Linked DNA regions of Mus musculus: regions 1, 2 and 4 are each linked to region 3. Evidence: chromatin loops called from intact Hi-C (ENCODE). Cell type or tissue: heart. All regions are shown on one strand. Region 1 has its middle 17 kb from the start of Gm24869. Region 2 holds the start of Oma1 (OMA1 zinc metallopeptidase). Region 3 holds the start of Tctex1d1 (Tctex1 domain containing 1). Region 4 overlaps Mier1 (MEIR1 treanscription regulator).

Region 1 (5,000 bases), 270 kb before region 3:
AGAGAATCATAAGAGATAAATCCATACAGCAGCCACCTTTCTTTCAAAATAACCTTTCAATATTCTGAGGAACACCTGTTTGCTGGAGAGGCCCACACAATCTCTCCCAGATTCCCATTCCTCACAATATAAAAACACACTATGTCGTGGCTTAAATATGCATAGGAGAAATATCAGGTGTTCAAGACAAGCAACTTACGTTCCTTGTGTCTTTTTGGACATTTATGTCTTCAGGTTCATAAGACTGTTGGTGGGCACCTAAAGGAGATAAAATGTGTAAAATACTTAAAACGATGCCTGAAATACATTGCATGTTCACTGTTCACAGAAACCATCATTCACTGTCAAATCAGTACCCTGCCACTCACAGATTCTTGGCAGGAATCCTTTGTGAGCAGCTGCACAGGTCTCACAGAAGAGAGAGATCTTGCTGAATGTGGAGTCTTGCTGAAGCATTGCTTAAGGTGCTGCAAGCACGGCTTAGAGAGCTGAGCTGAGTGAGATCCTGGGCCATCAGTATTGGCCTGCTGCTTTAATTTACCCAGAGATCATTTTTATATAGAAAAATTGTTTATTTCAAGATTTACGATTGCTTGTGAATGGAAAAGTCCACCTCACAAATTGAACCAATAAATTTACGCATTGGGTTTAGAAAGCAGCAGAGGAATTTTAAATGCAAACTTCAGAAGGAGATGGGGAAGCAGCTGAGGTGTTAGCTCAGATACCTAAAATTACACTGAGATTTTTATAGCTGCACAGGGTGAGTTACTTACTCTGAGATGGGGAAAATACATAGATATAGGCATACAGTGCACACACACACAAAACCATGCATAAACAGGAAATATATTTGCATATATTTTAAAAGTGTTCTTTGTATATAGGCACTTAAAGTGAAAAAACGCTAAAAATAAATATATCAAAATATATGCAAGATTTTTATGTGAAAAATATGGATGTTTGTTGAAAGGCTTTAAAGACCTAAGTAAATGTTCACCGATTTTAAGATAGATTCCCTCCATCTCCTCACCTCAAATAAAATGAATAATAAAATCCCACCGAAGGTCTTCATATAACTTAATGGGCTGTGTCTTAGTTAGGGTCATCATTGCTGTGATGAAACACCATAGCTAAACAACTTGTGAGGGGAAAGAATTTGTTTGACTTATGGTTCCAAATCACTGTTCATCACCAAAGGAAGCCAAGACAGGACCTCAAACAGGGCAGGAACCTAGAGGAAAGAAGTGATACAGAGGCCATGGAGGGATGCTGCTTACAGGCTTGCTCATTATTGATTGCTTAGCCTGATTTCTTATAGAACCCAGGACCACAAGTCTAAATATGGTACCACTCTCAATAGGCTGAACTCTCCATCAATCAATAATTAAGAAAACACCCTAGAGCCTTACCTATAACCTGATCTTATGGAGACTTGAGCTTGTGTCAAGTTGACATGAAACTATCCAGCACAGATTATAATCGGCTATTTAGTGTTCTCCTTAAAATACTGTATTAAATTCTAACATGTAGCAACCCCAGAATGCTAGTGTTTTAGGGGAAAGGATCAATGGAGGGGTGACACAGTTGCAATGAGGTCATTGGTACAGGCCCCAACCCAACATGACTAGTGATTTTAGTAAGTATGGATCCGAGTCTGAAGCACCTCTGCAAAAATCCCCAGGATTCTGTATCCTGGAACAATGAGCTGGACCAGGAACCTATGGATGTTGATAGAGACAGTGGTCCTGTATTATGGAAGGGGAGTGGTAGTCTCAAGAGTAGAAACGAGCTGCTGAGCAGGGACCATAGGAGCTCAAGAGCTCAGACCACCTGAGTTTACCATCCTATGTTTACATAGAACTACTTTCTCATGACCTCGTCTTGTATTTGCTGTTCATTGCTGTTGTAGGGGTAGAGAGGAATTTTAGTCTTTATGCCAACTTGATTCTTTCATCTGGTAATCATGATGCCCCATTTCGGTGCCACTACTCTACTGTCAAAGTACCTTCATAAAAAAGGAAAATCTGAAAATAGACAAGGATAAAGAAAAGATAACATGAAGACACTCTGAGTAGAACATGCCATTTTTAAGTCAAGAGTATCTGAAGCAAACATTTTTCTCACGAACCTCAAAGGGGAACCAAACCCTTAATCTTGGACTCCGGAGCTGTATGAATATAAATTTCTGTTGCTTGAGCCACTAAATATGTATTACTTGTTATAACTTAATATTGAGGAGCAAGGGATCATGAATACGCAAGTTTCAAAATAATTCTAAGAAGGGTGTTAGCATGTTATTTTAAGTTATGTTGACTAATGCAGGGTAGTCTGTGAAGAGATAGTATTATTTCAGCTTTGTATCACTGTTCAAAAATACTCAAAATAATTAACCAACAAGAGAAAATGCCTATATGATTCACAAGTTTTGAGAGTCTAGTTTAGGACTGACTGATTCCATGAGTTGGGGCTTCTGCTGGGGGCATTGGATGTCAATGGTGGGTCATGTGACCAATCACAGCAGCTGATGTTACAACCAGAAAGCAGGATCTAACCCAGCAACCTCAGGACCTCTCCTTAGGACCCACCTCTGAGGATCCACTACCTCCAAGTAGTAGCACCCTGGAAGCCAAGATGTTAGTACAAGGACCTTTGAAGACATTTCTCTAAATCATAGCAGAGACATAGACTAGTGGAATCAAATAGAAAGGACAAAGACATAGACTGTATTTTAGTGATATTGAAAGATGACAGACAGCAAAAGACATGGTACAAGTGTTGGGACAATGTGATTTGCTTGGGAAAATTGAAATTTGATTCTTACCTTGTACAAACATAAAATGTCACTGCCAGTAGATGGCGCTTAATACAGAGCTCCATACTGGTTAAACTGCAGAGAATAAGAAAACTGTGGAGGGCTCAGTGTAAATGGGGCATGGGTATCACACCTCCTCCATTCAGGGCTCAGGGATCATGGAAAAAGATGGAGCTAGAAGATTGTAAGAGCCAGAGATTGCTCAGAACTGTTGCAAAGCAGTGTTTTCTGGACATGATAGTCACCTTGCACACAAGAACTCAACTGGCTGTGGCTGTGCACACTACCTACATTAGATCAAGCCAATAAAAATACAAATGTGGATGGTGGAGAGACCCACAAAGCTCCATCCTAGCTGAGGAGTTCTTGGTAGTTGGTGGTTGCCAATAGAGGGAGTATTGGTTTTCTTCTGAAATGCAGCTGTGGTAGTTGCCCAAGATAGAGTAAATGATCTCATTCCCACAACATGTCCTCATAGCACCAATTGAACTCAGTGGTTAAAAAGGACATACATGAACATAAGAGGAAGGACACGAACATAAGAGGAAGATGTGGTTTCAGGGGAGAAGTTAGAGGGGAGGGACTGAAGGTGAATTTCATCAAAACACATTGTAAACATATATGGCATTCTCAAAAAATAATTAGAATTTTTTAATTAAAAATAAATTTCTACCAAATAGAACAAAGTCTGAATTCTAGGAGAAATCACATTTGCAATCTAGAATATAGGACACTATCTTGGACAGGAAAGTGCCATTAAACCAGACTCAAAAGACATCCATAGTGGGTGGAGAGATGGCTCAGCCATTAAGAGCACTGGGTGCTCTTCCAGAAGTCCTGAGTTCAGTTCCCAGCAACCACATGGTAGCTCATAAAACCATCTGTAATGGGATTTGATGCCCTCTTCTGGTGTGTCTGAAGACAGCAACAGCGTACTCATAGACATGAAGTAAGTAAATCTTTTTCTCAATCAGCACAAAGGAAAGGCTGGGAATAACTCAACTACAGTAAAATTAAACATGTATGTTTACAAAAGACAATAAGAAATTAGGGAAAAGACACATTTACACCAGGAAAATTATTCAGAGTAAACATAACTGAAATTCACCAATGGCTATTACAGTTGAGTAAGGAAAACAAAATAACTATATTGCCTAAAAGGGCAAACTATATATGCATAGCAGTTTGTCGAGCAGGAGGATAAAGAGATGCTCAAAGCAAATTAAAACCAACCCTTACTGAGGTAAATGTTAAAAAATCTAGTACTAACCAATGCTGGGAAGGGTGTGTCCCTCTCGTGGAGAGTAATGGATAGAGCCTATTCTGAGAACTAGTTAGCAATAGTTAATCAACTTGAAAATAAAAATCCACTTAATAATTCACTAATCCAGCTCCCCCTCCCGTGTGTGTGTATGTACAAAGAACATATATACATTTATATGCATGTACTTTCAGTAGAAAATCATTGAAGAGTCTTTCTACATGCAAATGGGTCCATAATCTTTTTTTTTAGCAGTAAGTGAATATGAGCACCACAATAAACATGCTTGATTCTCACAACCTAAGTAATTACATTTTAAATGAAAATGTATGATATATATGTGTATATATATATGCATATTATATATATGACTTCTCTGCCACTGTACATCTGTTAGAATGTATAAACATATATATATATATATATATATATATATATATATATATATATATATATATACACATACACACACACACTGTTGATATCAAGCTAAAGTGAAGCCATTGTTAATAGTAACATACATGGAGTGTTAAAAATATATTGCCTAAGAATTGAAATCTCAGACTGGGGAGATGTTGTAGTCAGTAAAGTGCTCACTGAACAAGCGTGAAGATCTAAGTTCAGATCCCAGTGCTCACATAAAAGCTGCATTTCATTGGGCATCTCTATAACCCTAGCACAGAGCTAGGGTGTTTGGAGTTCAGTAAAAGATTCTGCCTCAAAACCTAAGGCAGGAAGTAACAAAGGAAAACATCTAATGTCGACTCTACCACCACTCACACAAGCACGCACACACACTTACTCCATCACCACCTACACACACACTCACACGCACTTACACACAGAGGGGAGGTGGGAGGGAAGGAGAGAGGATAAGGGAATGAGGGAGGGATGAAGGGAAGAAAGGAAAGAACAGAAACCTCAAGT
Region 2 (5,000 bases), 330 kb after region 3:
AGTCCACTTGCCCCACAACCTTGTTGATGGCTTCTCTCCCCCAGCACTCCAGAACTATGAAAGCTATCCAGCAGGGAAGGATTTCTAGGTCAGCACAGGTGGATTTCTCTAAGTTTTGTCATCAAAATGTGTGATATCTTCTGCAATAGGGTCTTATCAAGTTCTGGTGAGAAACCAAAAGCAATGTCAATAGCCTGTGTTTGAGGGGTCTCTGGGAGTCCCAAGTCCAACCACTCAAGGGGAATATCCATACCTGTCAGTGGGTAGTTTATTTGTGACTTCTGGAAAGAACATTTTCCACGGTGTTGGGTAGCTCCATTTAAGTACATATTTAAGAAGTTTGTCGAGGTTTCCATGTTCTCCCCCAAGCATCCCAATGTTAATTATCCATTTCTCCACATCTTCCTCTGTCTTCTCTTCCCACCCCTTCCCCAAGTATCTGTCTGTTTGTTCCTCCATATCACCTGTGCTCTGTTCAGAGTGCAAAGAGCAAGTGGCTGTGATTTGTTCAGACACGAATGGGGACATCTACATCATACGCCTTCCTCTAAGGTTCAGAGAATATCACTGAAGAGGAGGTGGGGAGATTGTATGAGTCAGAGGTCAGGGCAGACTGGGGAGAAACAGTGTCATCTAAATATGACAGGACCATTGTATTTACAGCAGCTGTGGGAGCCTGTGTAAGACTTGCAGAAGACCAAGCCAGTCAATGGTCCAGCATGGAGTGGAAGGGGCTCAGATGAAGACCACTGACTCTGCATGGGAGCTATTGACGGCTGCTGGAGGAGGGGGTTCCCCTCCCCACTGGGGAGGTGGTGGTAGAGGGTGTTCTCTGGTAGGTCAATCACTCATTGGGTTTCCCACCCCACATGTGTGTATGGGCCACATTAATTAAACTCAGTGGGTTACTGAAAAAAAAAAAGAGGGCACGAAATTGTGAAGGGAATATGGGGTCATCCTGGAATATAATAGAAATACATTATAGGCATATATGAAATTCTCAAATAACAGAAATCTTATATTATAAAAAACCAAAACCACCAACAAAAATACAGAGCTGAAGTCCTTTAAGAAAGATAAGCATATGAAAGTGACCAATGTCAGGGCTTGATAGATGGCTCAGTGGTTAAGAGCACAGCTGCTCTTCCAGAAGTCCCGAGTTCAATTCCAAGCAACCACATAGCAATTCATCGTTGATGCCTTCTTCCGGTGTGCAGACTTACACACGTACAAAACACTTATGTAAGGAAATAAATATTGAAAAAAAGGAAGTGACCAATGTCAGAGACTGGAACCTCATTTTCATCCATGACCAAGAACTACATGTAAGAAACAAAACATGTCTACATGTCTAACATATAAATGAGGGGGCTGGCAGGCACTATGTAAATGGCTCATAAAATGTCTCAGCCAGTTATCATTGATCTTCTCCTGCCCCAGTCTTCCACGAGCTGGGACTAGAAGGGTGTGTCACTATACCCAGAAAAATATCACTATCTTTAAATGAAGTTAAGTATTGGTAAGTTACCATTAATTATAGCATACTGAATACTCACCCCAACCCCCTTCCCTTCCTTTTGGCTTTCTCTATCTATCTAATTCTCTTCTTACTTTTGTTGTGTTGTTGTTGTTGTTTTTTGTTGTTTTTGTTTTTTTAGGTTTTAAGACAGAGTCTTACTCTGTAGACCATGCTGACCTGGGATTGACCATGGAATCTGCCAACCTGGTTTTGAATTCAAAGTCATCTTCTGGTTTCAGCCTCTTAAATGGTAGAACTGAAGAGATAAACCACCATGCCCTCGTTTGAGTTTTAAAATGTTTAAGTTCTCTAGGGTTCTGTCTCCCAACTTCTATTTTCTCTTAACCCATCTACCCCTTTCCTCAATGGTACCCAAGGTCTGACTCATCTCTTCCTTACTGGTGACTCTGCTAGTTATGTTCCCAGCTCCCATTGGGTTGTAGAACCATGTTCACTCTATGACTGCTTATAAATATTTCCACAGCCCATCTAGCGGATGTGATGGATTGAATACGCCTAAACCTTCAGTGTAGTCATGCTCTCTGTCCACCTTTGTCAATCCCTGCTTCATGATGTCTTCCTTGCAGTAACCATATGATATTGATCACCACCATGAAGTGTCTGTCACACATTAGATAAATATTTGTTGAATACATAAATAGTTGAATACATAAATAGTATTTTTATCTTTAATGTGTGTCTTAGGTAGCCTATTAGAAAACCAGAATAATTCATATAATCACAAAGCATCTTTTTTTTTTTTGGCTCTGGTGGGTAGCTGCAGCTCCCACAGAATCATGCCTGCCAGTATTCACACTCCTTTGTAAAACATTCCCACAATGAAATCTGGTCTTAGGACACTCCAGGAGCTGTTGTCATGAATACTGCTGACCACTTATAAGTCTGGTGTCCTAGAGCGATCATGGTGAAACAGTCTTTCATATTTAGTCTTATTTTTATGCACCTTTATCTAGGACTGAGGGATGATTGTTAGTAAGTAATCGGGATGCTGGAGTTAATGTTATACCTACGATCAGAATGATCAGTGCAGCTTCAAGTCAAGGCATCATAGTTCTCCAGCAGCCCCTGGAATCGCTTTCCTTTTGGCAGAACTGGTGTAGAAACTACAGCAGGCACGGTTTTGCATGGATCCAACACAGCCATGCCAAGTACCAAGGAGGTGTAGAGTTCCTGGCAGGTAGCTTAAATCTGGGCTATCCTCCTCCCACCACACGGGGGCGAGACGGCGCCACAGTCCGTACAGCCGCAGCCGGCCAGGACTGGGACTGGGGAAACGGACTTGGCTCTCACAAGGGCGGAGCAAAAAGCGCCGGAGAGGTCCCCAGGGCAGGAAGTGAGGGGGCGGGGCTTGGGAAAGGTGTGCGCCTGCGCGGAGCCGGCTGTTGGATTCCGCTCGGGCTGTGGCTTCAGTGCGCGCTCACGGTGACGGCTCGGCGTTCTTCCAGAGCGGGGCGGGGAGGGCGGAGAGGGGAGCGGGGCCCGGGGGATTCGGGGACCGCGGTGGGCCTAGGCCGTGCCGGACGAGGCGAACGGCTCGGTGGGTGGAGCTTTCTGGAAGTTTGCCTCCCGCCTCGGGTGGTGGCTTCCTCCTAAGCGGCGCTTCCTCCAGGCGTTGCCGGTCTGGCCTGTGCGGGTCTCCCCTCCGCCTCGCCGCTCGTCCTTGTGCAGAGCGACACATGCTCTCCTGCCCCAGCTCGCAGCATTAGCGCAGTCGGAGCAGTTCCAGGGAGCTCATTGGTTTCCTCAAAAACTTGTATTCAAGGATCACTTGTTATAATACTTAGCACTCGCGGTGTGACGGGGAGCAACTGTGCTGGGGCAAACCTCCGCCAGAAATGTTAGTCCCAGCAGATGAAAACCCCACATTTGGAATTTAGGAGTTCATCGCCTCCTAGCGTCTCTCAAGGTCTTGGAGCCCTCTTAAAAGGATTTAACTTCATAGGCATCATCCCGAGCCAAGATGCAGGGGTGCGGTGTGACATTTGGAAGCTTAAGAGCCAACCCTGATAACTTACTTTTTTTTTTTTTTTTTTTTTTTAAGAAGCTGTCCATCATGTGTACTTAGCTGGAATGATTATTTTAAAGTGCATGTCCTATTTTTGCCAATCTGACAGCTGTTTCCATAGAAACTAGAGAAGAAATTGTAGTTTTCAGTAAGAGTTGTTAAAACTGTCTCCTAGCCATCAGCAGTGAGTGCGAGTGAGTGCGCACTACTTGCTCATTCTGAGATGGCACTTGAAGAACTAAGGGTTTGAAATGTTCTTAGAGGCTAGCAATCCAAATTGTGTAATTTTCTCACATCATTAATTTCCTAATCCTACAAGTCTGCCAGCTATGTTTGTTGGCCTGCCACAGTTCTTTGAAGAGCACACGTCAGTCCCAGTTCTTCTTAGGTGCTGTGTAGTGTAGTGACTGGCTCTTTGAAAATGTATAAACAGATTTCTTTCCCCATTAAAAACATTTTTTTTTTGAAGGATTAATCAGTGATTACGGATTAACAACTACGGTTTCTATTCTGGATGGCACTTGATTGCCAGTGTTAGAAATGCTAATGATTTTAATTATGTACCTAGTGTTTGGAGCTTTTGTTTTTACCTTCTATGGGTAGACTACGTTAAATATGTTTGCACCTGCTCTGAAATGAGCACTTTTCTCATGAGCAGATAGATCCCAGCAGTTCGAATAGGGTGCATGACATTTGGAAGAGAGTTTATTTTCTGAGGGGGGATATCTATACACTAGATGTTCTGTCATTTAGCAGTGGATGAAGGAGGCTTGGAGAAGGTGCCTTTGGAACTGGGAAGCTGGAAGCAACATTAGGAAGTTTATTGAAAAGCTCACAGATAACCAGTGGAAATTACAGAAGAGCTTGCTTGGCTTAGGATTCACAAAGTAACATACCCTGTAAACACTTAAATTGCCCAGAAAGAGGAAATACTGGATTCCTCATAAACACCGTTCTGCCCCCTGAATTTCACGTAGGCTTTTTATAAGACTTATATCTGTATCTATTCGTGTGTTTGTCTTTACTAGCTTTACTGATTGGGCAGGCATTTTTGTCTTGTCTTTGCTTTTTATCTGCTACACAGAGTGGCGTCTGACTTGTAGCATTCATTCCTATAATGATTTATCAATGAATTAATGAATCAATGACTAAAACAATCCTTAACCAATGAGATACAGGAATGTTTGGTTAAGATGATCAACTTTTATTAATTTGGTTGGCAACATTTTAAAATAGGTAAATTTCACATTAAGACTGAATTTGTAGCGTTTGCAGAAACGTTTGTAACATTTGGCAACATAAAAAACAAATTTTGTTATATAGTTGGGCCTCCTTTGTGTGACTGTTCACATCTGCCTGGCCTTGCTGCAGCTTGCCTGCATCTATCACACTAACCCGCACTGTGCAGAGCTGTCCTCTTATTCATTTTAATAAAAATGAAGCAGAGTACAAATT
Region 3 (5,000 bases):
TTTTGAGGGCTTTTAGTTCTTGTGTCTGACAGATGGTTTTAGAGAGGAAGCAGGTCTGGTACCTGGTACCATTTACACAGGCATAGTCCAGAAGGAAGGCAGAGAATGGGAAGCTGGAAAGCGTAAAGCAGGTAGAAAAAAGCATAGGAGAGCCTGTCTGGACTGCGAGTAAGGAAGCCCCGCCCCCACGCACTACAGACCACCAGCACTGCTGCCACCGCCCCATCCTCTCCTTGAATCTTGAATCCATACGCCTCCACCTCAGCCTCCCAAGCGTTGGGGTCGTAATTACACACTACGAATCCCAACACGAAAACATAAACCACAAAAGAAAACTAAAACTTTTTTGGTAAGTAGAACATCAACAAAATGAAGTATTTTCACAACGTATATAATAATATAGTTAGAGAACTGCTAGAATATCTATCCACAGGTATAGCGTTGCATGTTAACAATAAAAGGGGAAGCCAGTTTTAAATAGAGTCAGAGGAGATGGCAGTGCCCACAAGGGGAGTCTAAAGGCCAAGCAGAGTAAGAAGAGCTACACAAGCACACTGGAAAACCAGAGATGCGTAACTTAGAGCAAGGTGTCTTCTACACCCGTGCTGATAGCAAAATGCTGGCAGACAGAATAGCAAACATTGCTGAGGGCAGTGAGAATAAAAATAGATCCAGCTGTTTAGTGCACACATCATCTGGACATTAATAATATATAAATAAATAAAATAAAAATAAAACATTAAGTTCTGTAGAGGCAGACAGCTTAATTCCTTTCATATCTCCTAGTATGACATCTCAAAGACAGAACAGCACCTGCGCACAAAACTGTCCTTCATGGACTATTTTGATCAGTGAGTGAGCAGTTATTATTGCATTATGTGAATTCTTAAGTAATTAAGTCTTTTTTGCTCTAAAATAAATTCTGCTTACAAGTCCATTATATAGTAAGTCCGGAGTGACTTGTAAGATGAATTTACAACCTAGGAAAAGTGTTTATTCAAGTGTTTGGTACAAAGCAAGCTTTATTTTAGCTTTCTTATTGAAAAAGTCCATTTGCATCTATTCCAAAAACGAAAGGAAGGGAGAAGAAGGAAGGAAGAACAAGGAGGAGAGTAAGGGTTTCCTCTGCACTGGAAATATGGCAGGGCTGGCCACACCCCTCGTTAATGACGTCACAGTCATGTGACATAGCCAGGCCTCAAACACATCCAGCATCACCTCTCCTGATTGCAGTGTGGCTTTGAAACCATGCCTCCTTCAGGCCCTGCAGGAGATGTCTATCGTCTGGCCTTGACCATCAGTTCCGTTCCTCTCAGATGAACAGTAGCCCACCACGTCAAGAGCTGGCCCTGCGCTTTTACCCACACCTATGATTGTTCTGCCAGTCTCCTGTGCTAGGTTTTACATCTGTCAGTCCAGGGCTTGACTGTTCATGGGAGGTAGGTATATTCTGTGTCCTTCGAAAAACACCCTTACTCTTGGGGAAAAAAAAAAAGCTTCCCACAAGACGATACCTTCTACTGTTTTCTCATTTCTTTAATTTGTGAAGGTTTTCAACTTCTGTTTCCACTATAGCCTTCTAAAAAGATAGGCCAATTGGGATAAGATATCATGAAACTGCATGACTTCCACAAAGACGCACCATTTACTGCTAGGAAATGAGCTGGCATGCTTTAGGTTTTAAACATAATCAGAAGGGGAAAAAAAATCCATAGATAGTCTTAGTCCCCAGTTAAGCAAGTCTCTGTATATTGTATCTTTCTCTATATATCATATTCCAGGAGCATATTTAATTTTAAATGCATCTTTTGTGTGACCATCACTCTGGACTCTGACACATCATAGGCCATAAATTTTTGTTTAAAAGCTTTTTTAAAAATTAAAAAAAAACAAAAACAAAAAAACCCACAGAACCTATAGCCTTCTTTTCTCTGTGCACTGCAATGTCTATCTATCCACTAGAGGGCAGCACATGACTTTAATGACGCGCTTCCCCATCCTTCCTGAAGGCCCTCTTATGGACATGGGTGGCCACCAGTTACAAAGCCCAGGAATTTATGTTTGTTCTCAACAGTAACTCTTATTTCAAGAAACCTGAATACAATTCTGTCCTCAAAAGTAGCTCATGTACTTCCAAGCACAGCCTGGATTTTTACATGAAACTATACATATTTTGATTTTAAAATACCTTTATATAAGATATACTTCTCTTTTCTCTTTTCCCCTACTGTGAATGTGTTTGTTGAATGCTTACACCAGTTTTTAGATCAGATTCTCAGCACATGCCTGATGCCAGTACTTGAGGAACAAAGGTGGGGAGGATCACAGAGAGTTGGAGGCCAGCCTCGTCTACCGAGCAAACCCCAAGCCAGTCAGCACTGCACAGCAAGACACTGTCTCAATTAATTAAGATAAGATTGACTGCAGCATTCTCTAGGCAATGAGACTAGGTGTCGGAAAGGATTAGCTCGGCAGGTTGGATCACAGAACTGGACTTCATCCACTTGTAGTGTTGGGACATGTAGCCAATATGTTTATTGTATTTATGCCTGCAGTTGAAAGCTTAAATGCATTTAATAAGCAGATCACGTGCTTGTCTTTAGCAATACAAATGCCTCGAGCCTCTTTGTGTAAGCCAGTGTTCTGGACTTCATTGATAAGCCCATGCTTTTAAAATATAGGAACTCCTCAATTTCTAAAAACTGTACCAAGGGGCTAGAGGGATAACTCAGTGCAAGAAACACTGGCTGCTCTTTCAAAGAACCAGGGTTTGCTTCCCAGCACCTATAAGGCAGCTCACAGCCCCAAGTGATCTGACACCCTCTTCTGGCCTCTGTGGGCACCAAGAGTTCGCATGACTCACACAGACATACCTGTAGACTAAAGATCCAGCTACCAAAAATAAAAATAACACAGAAAATAAAAGTAAAAGGAAAATATAACTAGCCCATATTATACTTCCATGTTTCTTGCTCATGCTGCAACCACTGTTAATACCTCTTAAGTCACCCATCACTCAAGTGAGGAATATATTTTAAATTTTCTGTATTCTCTTTCTTTTCTTTTTTTTTTCTGGGTTTCTCTGCATAGCCCTGGCTGTCCTGGAACTCACTCTGTAGACCAGACTGGCCTTGAACTCAAAAATCCTCCTGCCTCTGCCTCCCAAGTGCTAGGATTAAAGGCATGTGCCACCACTGCCTGGCTCCATATTCTCTTCCAGCTCTCCATGTCCAGTCTCTCACATGCTAACCTATAACTATCAGACCTTGGCTCTTTAGGATGAGTAAGGGGCTTGCTTAGCCTCAGGGAAGCCCTACCTCCTATCCTTGAGTTATTTCCTTTTCTGTTGCTGTGCTAAAACACCTTGATCTTATAGAAGGGCAGGTTTATCTGAGTTTGTGGTTCCAGAGGGGTAACTATCCATCATGGCACAGACACATGGGAGCAAGCAGCAGGCACAGCGGCTGGAGCAGGGTGCTGAAAGCTTACGTCATGGAGCACAGGCACAGAGCAGAGAGAACAACGTGTGAGTATGGCCTTAGCTCTCAAAGTCCCATCAGCAGTGACAGGCCTCCTCCACCAAAGGCCAGACCTCCTCAACCTCCCCCTAACACTGCCACCAGCTGGGGGCCAGAGGTTCGAATGCCTCTGAGCAACATTCTCATTCAACACACTACAGTCTTCAATCTGGAAAAGAAACAAACATAAACACGAAGCTCAAAAGTAAAAAAGAATCAGGCTGGAGAAATGGAGCACGCACTGGTCTGCCAGAAGAGCCAAACTCAGTTCCCAGCACCCACATCAGCTCACAGCCACCTTCCACTGCCGTTTTAGTGGGACCCAATGTCTCCGGCTTCCATGGTCACCTGAGGACATGCACACACACATACATACATACACAAACACCACTTTAAAAATTATAAAGTTAAACTTTAAAAAAAAAAAGCTTCCTGAAGTTGTAGTCCACTGGAGACATGGTCAGCCTTGAAAAGGCAAAAAGAAAGCAAGAGGTTACCCAGGCATTTTCCTCTCTGTGATCAAGGCAGCCAGGCTTCTAGTAAAGCAGCTAGGGTCTTCGCTAGGCCTCATCTCCCCCAACAAAACTGACAGCAAGCTCCCTTCACACAGCTGACCCCACTGATCTTCTAGTGGAGTCTGTTTCAACAGTGTCTATCAGTAACATCTAATGTTCCTGGTAATACCATTTTAAAACAAATACAAAACAGTCTCCTAAGCCAAATGGAATTTTTTTCCTACATAAAAGAAGGGCAGTTCAGAGACCTAGGCCACTGCTGTTCTTATCCAGTCTAGGAATCAAGCAGCCTCTGGGATCCTGCCCTCCTCCGTCACTCATTTTAGTCATGGAGGAAACTGAAGACCAGCTCCTACTGGTTAACTTACGTTTGTCGGTTTGGGGTTTTCTTGTGTTGTTTTGTTCTGAGAAATCGTTCTCAAATTCCTACCCAGTCAGTGCTGGCTGCATCACACTGGTTTGTAAGCCACAGAACTTCAGCTGCACAAAAAGGGACCAAGAATTTGCCGTTCTTTTAGTCAGAAATGTTCCCACCATTTAGGGCTCTGTTACCAAGAAAGGAGATGAGCAACACTGGAAAGAAACTGACAATGCCTACCACATGTTAATTCAAAGTTCCCTGATAATAGTGACATACTGGGAGCAATTTAAATGGTCTGGAGAAGAAATGGTTAAGGGAAATGCAAAATGTTTGTATATTAAGCTAATATTTTAACTCTGACTAAGATGCAGTGTCAAGCAAAATAGGATTATGAATGTAAAATCAAATATCTGAAAACCTTCTTTTAATACTAACAGTCATTACCTAAGCACTCTGGTTAGTAAGGTAATTTTACTCTGCACCTTTCCATGTGTTTTGCATGTTTTACAAAGAGCATACAGTATTTACATGATTACCGTGCAAAGAAAAAGACACTAGAGGCTTGGGAGAAGCCCAGCAGGTAAAGCCCTTGCTACACAAGTGTAA
Region 4 (5,000 bases), 160 kb after region 3:
TGTGATAAGAACATGATAGCCTATTAAATAACTCTTAATGGCTTCTATAAAGGAAGCTGTTATATCAGTCATAATGATCACTGTTTCCAGTTTTCTCTGTATAAATCTGACAGAAAACAAGGGAATTCTGGAGGTGTGTGCCATAAAATATCCAGTCTCTTTTAAAAACATGTTTCTCTGTATTTTAAATGTCCTAAACTTGGTAGTTTCTAGCCTTTATAACTTCAATTACCAATTTGAAAGCCAAATGTTAAACAACTGGTTATTTGCTTCTAAAACTCAATACTACTAAAAAGGAATGTTTTGTTGTGTGTTTTAAAATAATTTGGGAATACTACTTGTATATTTAAATTTCAAAAGTTTTTTTTTTTAACCATTTACATCAAAGTCTAAGGCCAGTCATACATCTAATAACATAAAATAAATGAGGATTCTGTGGGGGTTTTTTTCTTGGTTTTGGTTTTTGTTTTTCTTGTTTTTTCTACCGTTTTTAGGTGGGTTATAGAAAGACTGTGTATGAGTTCATAAACAGTGCGGCATGACTTGGAGCCAATTGTACATTTCTTTTTCACTGTTCACATTGCAGCTTTACACAGAGCACCTTAGAATTGGGGAGGTTTTGGTGTTATTTTCTTTTTACCATCTCCCTTAGATACTTTGTTTTAAATATATACCTGCTCTGCCTGCCTGCAAGAGGTGAGAAGTAGGAAACTTCACAAGCTAGTAAGTTTTGTAGCCAGTGTTTCAATATCATTCACCCTTGCCTTTGCAGGCTTGTCCAACTTAGTCCCTGTAATGTGAAAAACCATTGAGGGCACCAGCCTGGAGTCACCTTGTCCTGTGCTGGAATTTGGTATATTCTATATGATTATGTACAAAAAAAAAAAAAAAAGAATGGTCTGTTGGCTTTTCTGTATATAATTGAAGTTTAAGTACTGTGACTATATAATAGCAGGCCATAATCACAGCTGAGTAGCTGAGTTCTTCTCTTTTGTTAGTGAGAAACTGAAAGGTAAATATTTGTTTCATTTTATTAGGTGTCTTAAATTTTTTTGCTACGAAGAAAGTAATGCCTGTATTTTGAAAGTTTCATATTAAGTGCTGAGAGTGTGGCTTAGTGGTAAACACTTTGTGTATGGTGTACATACCATACAAAGGCCCTAGGTTCACTCCCTAGGATACAAGACAAGCCTTTTAGTAGATGAAAGGAAAACGTAATAGTTTGGTATCATGATTAAGGATAATCTCGTCTTGTACTTGACCTTTTAATATATATAGTCAAATATCATAGTAAATAAATTAATAACTTCTACTTTTAAAACTATTGCCTAGTCCAGCTGGGCAGCAGTGGTGCACACCTTTAATTCCAACCCTTGGGAGGCAGAGACGGGTGGCTCTCTGTGAGTTCAAGTCCAGCCTAGTCCACAGAACTACACACAAAGCAAAACCAACCAAACGTACAAACAAAAATAATGTCTATTCTGGCTTAATGTTTTCCTGATTTTAGAAGTTAGTTGCGTGTAATTTATATGCAGTAAGGTATGAATTTGATGGGAAGCTTTTTTATTTCTGCCTTTTCCTTTTTTGAGATAGGGTTTCTTAGGGGTTCACTCTGGTCCAGGCTGGCCTGGAACTCACAGCAAATCCCCTGCCTCCGCCCCACAATTGCTGGGATCAAAGATGTGTGCTATCATGCCTGGCTTTCATTTGAGAAATGAAGTATACTTCGTGGATTAGGAAGAGCATCAGGATGCAGGGAAGTGACATTGCCCTGACATTGTCAAGAGGCAGCTGGTGGTCAGCACCTTCTGCCTTAACTTGAAGTTTCACAAGTTCACATTTTGAGGAGAGGGCAAATAATGTGAGTAGAAGGTATTGTATGAAGAAAGTTTAATAACTGAAAAAGAAATTCTGGCTTTAAAAAAATAAAAGATTTAATTCTTTGTAGTGTATCCTGAAAACATAAAGCAAATACCACTATTCCACATTACACTGTTAAAACTGAAGTTGGTGAAAGACATTGTTGATTAGTGCACTCCTGTTTGTTGTAAACCCTTGAGTGCTGAGACACAGCTTGATCTGTTATCTAGGCTAACCTAGAACTTGCTATTTTCCTGCTTGAAGCTCCCAAGTAGTTGAGATTACAGGTGTGTGTGCCACCATGCCTGGTTCTGATTTCCTTGCAGAAGTCCTTTATAGAGATGAAAGACCCCACCACCACCACGATGACTCCAGAAAGATGGCAGAATGTATGTCTGTCCTTGGATTTGTCTTTATTGGTCTCTTTCCCACTGGATATCACTCCTTAGAACTTACTGATACACACTCAGTAGGCATCTTCCTATGAAACCTGTATTTATTTTGGTTACAAAAATATCCTTGATTATACCTTCATTAACATTTATTTACATTTTTTATGTGAATTATGCTTGACAAAGTACACCTCTCTTGCTCTCTGTGGGAGTTGACTATAAGACTGCCTCTTCCTTGGCCCATGGACACCAAAACATATGTGACTCTCTTATGTGACTTGCTATGGAATTTGAATAGAGCCTATGGACATCCTCTCTCTTATGTTTAACTCATCTCTTGGTTATTATATAATGTAAATGCTCTATGAATCAGATTGCTTCTTAAGGAATAATAACAAAAGACAATTTTGTGGTCAGTGCAGACACAAACTTTTTTCTTTTAAATTTTCATCCTGTTGTTAATTAAGTACACAGATATAGAACCTGTTAAGTACTGTGGGTTCATTTTACTATCTGTTTATCACGCGATTCTTCATGTCCAGTGTATGATGTTTGTCACGTAGACTACATTTGTGTGCATATTGCCTATGCAGTGTGGATTTAGAGAGGCTCCAGTTGCTCGCAGCTCATGTTTATTAGTGACTCTATTGTAATTGTCTAAAGTGCATTGTGTTATTCTGAAATAATCAGAGCTCGCTGTTCAGCCAGCCTCACAGGAAGGAGGCTGACTTGTCATGTGGCGCCACCTGGTGACGGCCCTCTTCCCAGTTTAAGGATTTACAGAATATTGTCAGTGATTCCAAAAATATCTTCTAGGTTATATAGCTAGGAGAATCCTGGGATTCACACACCTAGCCCTTCACTTACTCTTGAAGACATGAGACAACCTATAAAACATAAAATGAGGACTCAATTCCCTTTGCAGAACAGAAAACAGAAATTTAGTACTCTGTCCAAATTCACTTATCAAGGCAGTCAACATATTTCAGTTTTGGCCTTTATTATGCTTAGCAGTTAGAAAAAGAAGGTAGAACATTTCTTTCCATATTGTCTTTTAAGAAGAGAAGTATAGGGCTGGAGAGATGGCTCAGTGGGTAAGAGTACCCGACTGCTCTTCCAAAGGTCTGGAGTTCAAATCCCAGCAACCACATGGTGGCTCACAACAAGATCTGACTCCCTCTTCTGGTGTGTCTGAAGACAGCTACAGTGTACTTACATGTAATAAATAAATCTTAAAAAAAAAAAAAAGAAGAAGAAGTATATATTGAGAGTACCAGGAATAGGTGGGTTTTTAAAGTACGTGTGAAGATGGAGGAAGAAGGTAGTGTATGTGAAACAATTGATACGTTGCCTATCATAGAAGAATTGCTTAATTAGCTGCTAATGCCTTTTTATAACACAAGGTATTTTGACAGCCATCCTGTGTCTTGTAAAGATTTTTATCAAGTGATTTTTCTGTTGAGATTTAAGTATTTGTTTCTTGTCTTTAAAAACAAAGGTCTTACGAGCTTTGTTGAACTAGATTTCCAATCTGCTATGCTGACACTGTCATATCTCCCTCTCCCATCCAGAATTGTCAGAAAGTTTTGGTTTTATTTCAGTTTCTATTTGCTTTTCCAGTCCCTCCCAGTGCTCGGCTCCGCACATCCTCATGTCCTTGTTAGTAAACCCAGCAGGCTTCTTTCTAACCCAGGTCACTCTAGGATTTAACCAGGCTTGAAAGTCACTCTTGGAAGCACTTGTCTTGCTCTTCTAGTACCACAAGTGTGGCACTGATTCAATTTCAAGCTGTGGCTTCTGGGTTTTACATGTGTCTGTGTCATTTAGCCTCATAAGGCACTGTCTTAGGTCATGTTCTAGTTTTATATTTTTAATTTTGCTGAGATTTAGGCTTTATTCTTGAGGGGGGGCAGTTAAGACAGGATTTCTCTATGAAGATCTGGCTATTCTGAAACTGTAGCCCAGGCTGGCCCTTAATTCATTGATCTACCTGTTTTCCCAATTCTGGGAATCAGGGTGTGTGCTGCCATTGCCCAGCTGACTTTCATCACTTGGGAAGCCAAGGCAGGAAGATCATAACTTGGAGGCCAACTTGGAATGCAATATCAAGACCCTGTCTCATAAAAAGAAAAAAAGTTATGGCTGCCACTTCTGTGAGTAAAGGCACTCTCATCAAACCTGATGACCAGTGAGCTCCACGTGCTAAGAGCTGGCTCCTGGGTGGTTGTGGTATCCCCCTTAATCCCAGCAGAGGCAGGTGAATTGGAGGCCAGCCTGGTCTACTAAGCAAGTTCTAGAATTGTCGAGGCTACACAGAAGAGAACTGTCTCAGGGTAGGGACATTTGTGTGGTGTGGCACATGCAAATACATACAGAGAAAACAAATGTCATTTTAAAAAATCGGAGTTATTTGTTTAGTGATATGTCTCCTATGTCCTACATGAATGAATTATGTTAATTTGGGGTAGTTTGATTAACATTTGTTTTCTTAATTTAGTGTATGAAAATGATGATCAGCTTCTGTGGGATCCAGAGTGTTTACCAGAAGAGAAAGTGGTTGTCTTTCTTAAGGATGCGTCTAGAAGGACAGGGGATGAGAAAGGTGTGGAAGCAATCCCTGAAGGCTCGCATATCAAAGACAATGAGCAGGTCCGTGAGTAAGGATAACGCCGTGGGTCTCCTCATAAAGGGCATTCCTCAGTGCGGGCGCTCGTCCACCGGGACTCCCTTATTACAGCGCCTACTGAC

The links. Peaks named below come from ENCODE experiments on the same cell type or tissue, not always from the same donor. Only the 100,000 strongest peaks of a DNase experiment are listed, where the experiment ranks them.
Region 1: a loop joins it to region 3, with 2.2 times the contacts of the local background. A loop is called at or near these places in 3 of 42 quality-filtered maps.
Region 2: it touches region 3 in a loop (3-fold over the local background); 2 of 42 quality-filtered maps call a loop at or near these places.
Region 4: a loop joins it to region 3, with 12 times the contacts of the local background. A loop is called at or near these places in 33 of 42 quality-filtered maps.

Annotation. Positions count from the first base shown.
Region 1 is chr4:102,716,874-102,721,873 of GRCm38, forward strand. No RefSeq gene overlaps it. Among named protein-coding and RNA genes, the nearest start is that of Gm24869, 17 kb to the right of the region's middle. In heart, a CTCF peak has its summit at 2,852 (motif pointing right); no DNase peak of the experiment used is centred here.
Region 2 is chr4:103,310,922-103,315,921 of GRCm38, forward strand. Oma1 (OMA1 zinc metallopeptidase) reads left to right here and starts at 2,925. Exons shown (of 9, transcript NM_025909.3): 1 at 2,925-2,962. 4930456L15Rik (RIKEN cDNA 4930456L15 gene) reads left to right here. Exons shown (of 4, transcript NR_045887.1): 4 at 664-911. Gm36523 (a long non-coding RNA gene) reads right to left here and starts at 2,801. Exons shown (of 6, transcript XR_867961.2): 1 at 2,551-2,801; 2 at 1-1,237. In heart, CTCF peaks have their summits at 2,748 and 3,438; a DNase peak (open chromatin) is centred at 2,880; H3K4me3 peaks cover 1,395 bases; H3K27ac peaks cover 896 bases.
Region 3 is chr4:102,985,148-102,990,147 of GRCm38, forward strand. Tctex1d1 (Tctex1 domain containing 1) reads left to right here and starts at 1,232. Exons shown (of 5, transcript NM_001163767.1): 1 at 1,232-1,439; 2 at 3,409-3,526. The coding sequence starts at 3,426. Gm12709 (predicted gene 12709) reads right to left here and starts at 4,608. Exons shown (of 4, transcript NR_040444.1): 1 at 4,402-4,608. In heart, a CTCF peak has its summit at 1,963 (motif pointing right); no DNase peak of the experiment used is centred here.
Region 4 is chr4:103,143,550-103,148,549 of GRCm38, forward strand. Mier1 (MEIR1 treanscription regulator) reads left to right here. Exons shown (of 13, transcript NM_001039081.2): 8 at 4,750-4,901. Among named protein-coding and RNA genes, the nearest start is that of Mier1, 27 kb to the left of the region's middle. In heart, a CTCF peak has its summit at 2,998 (motif pointing left); no DNase peak of the experiment used is centred here.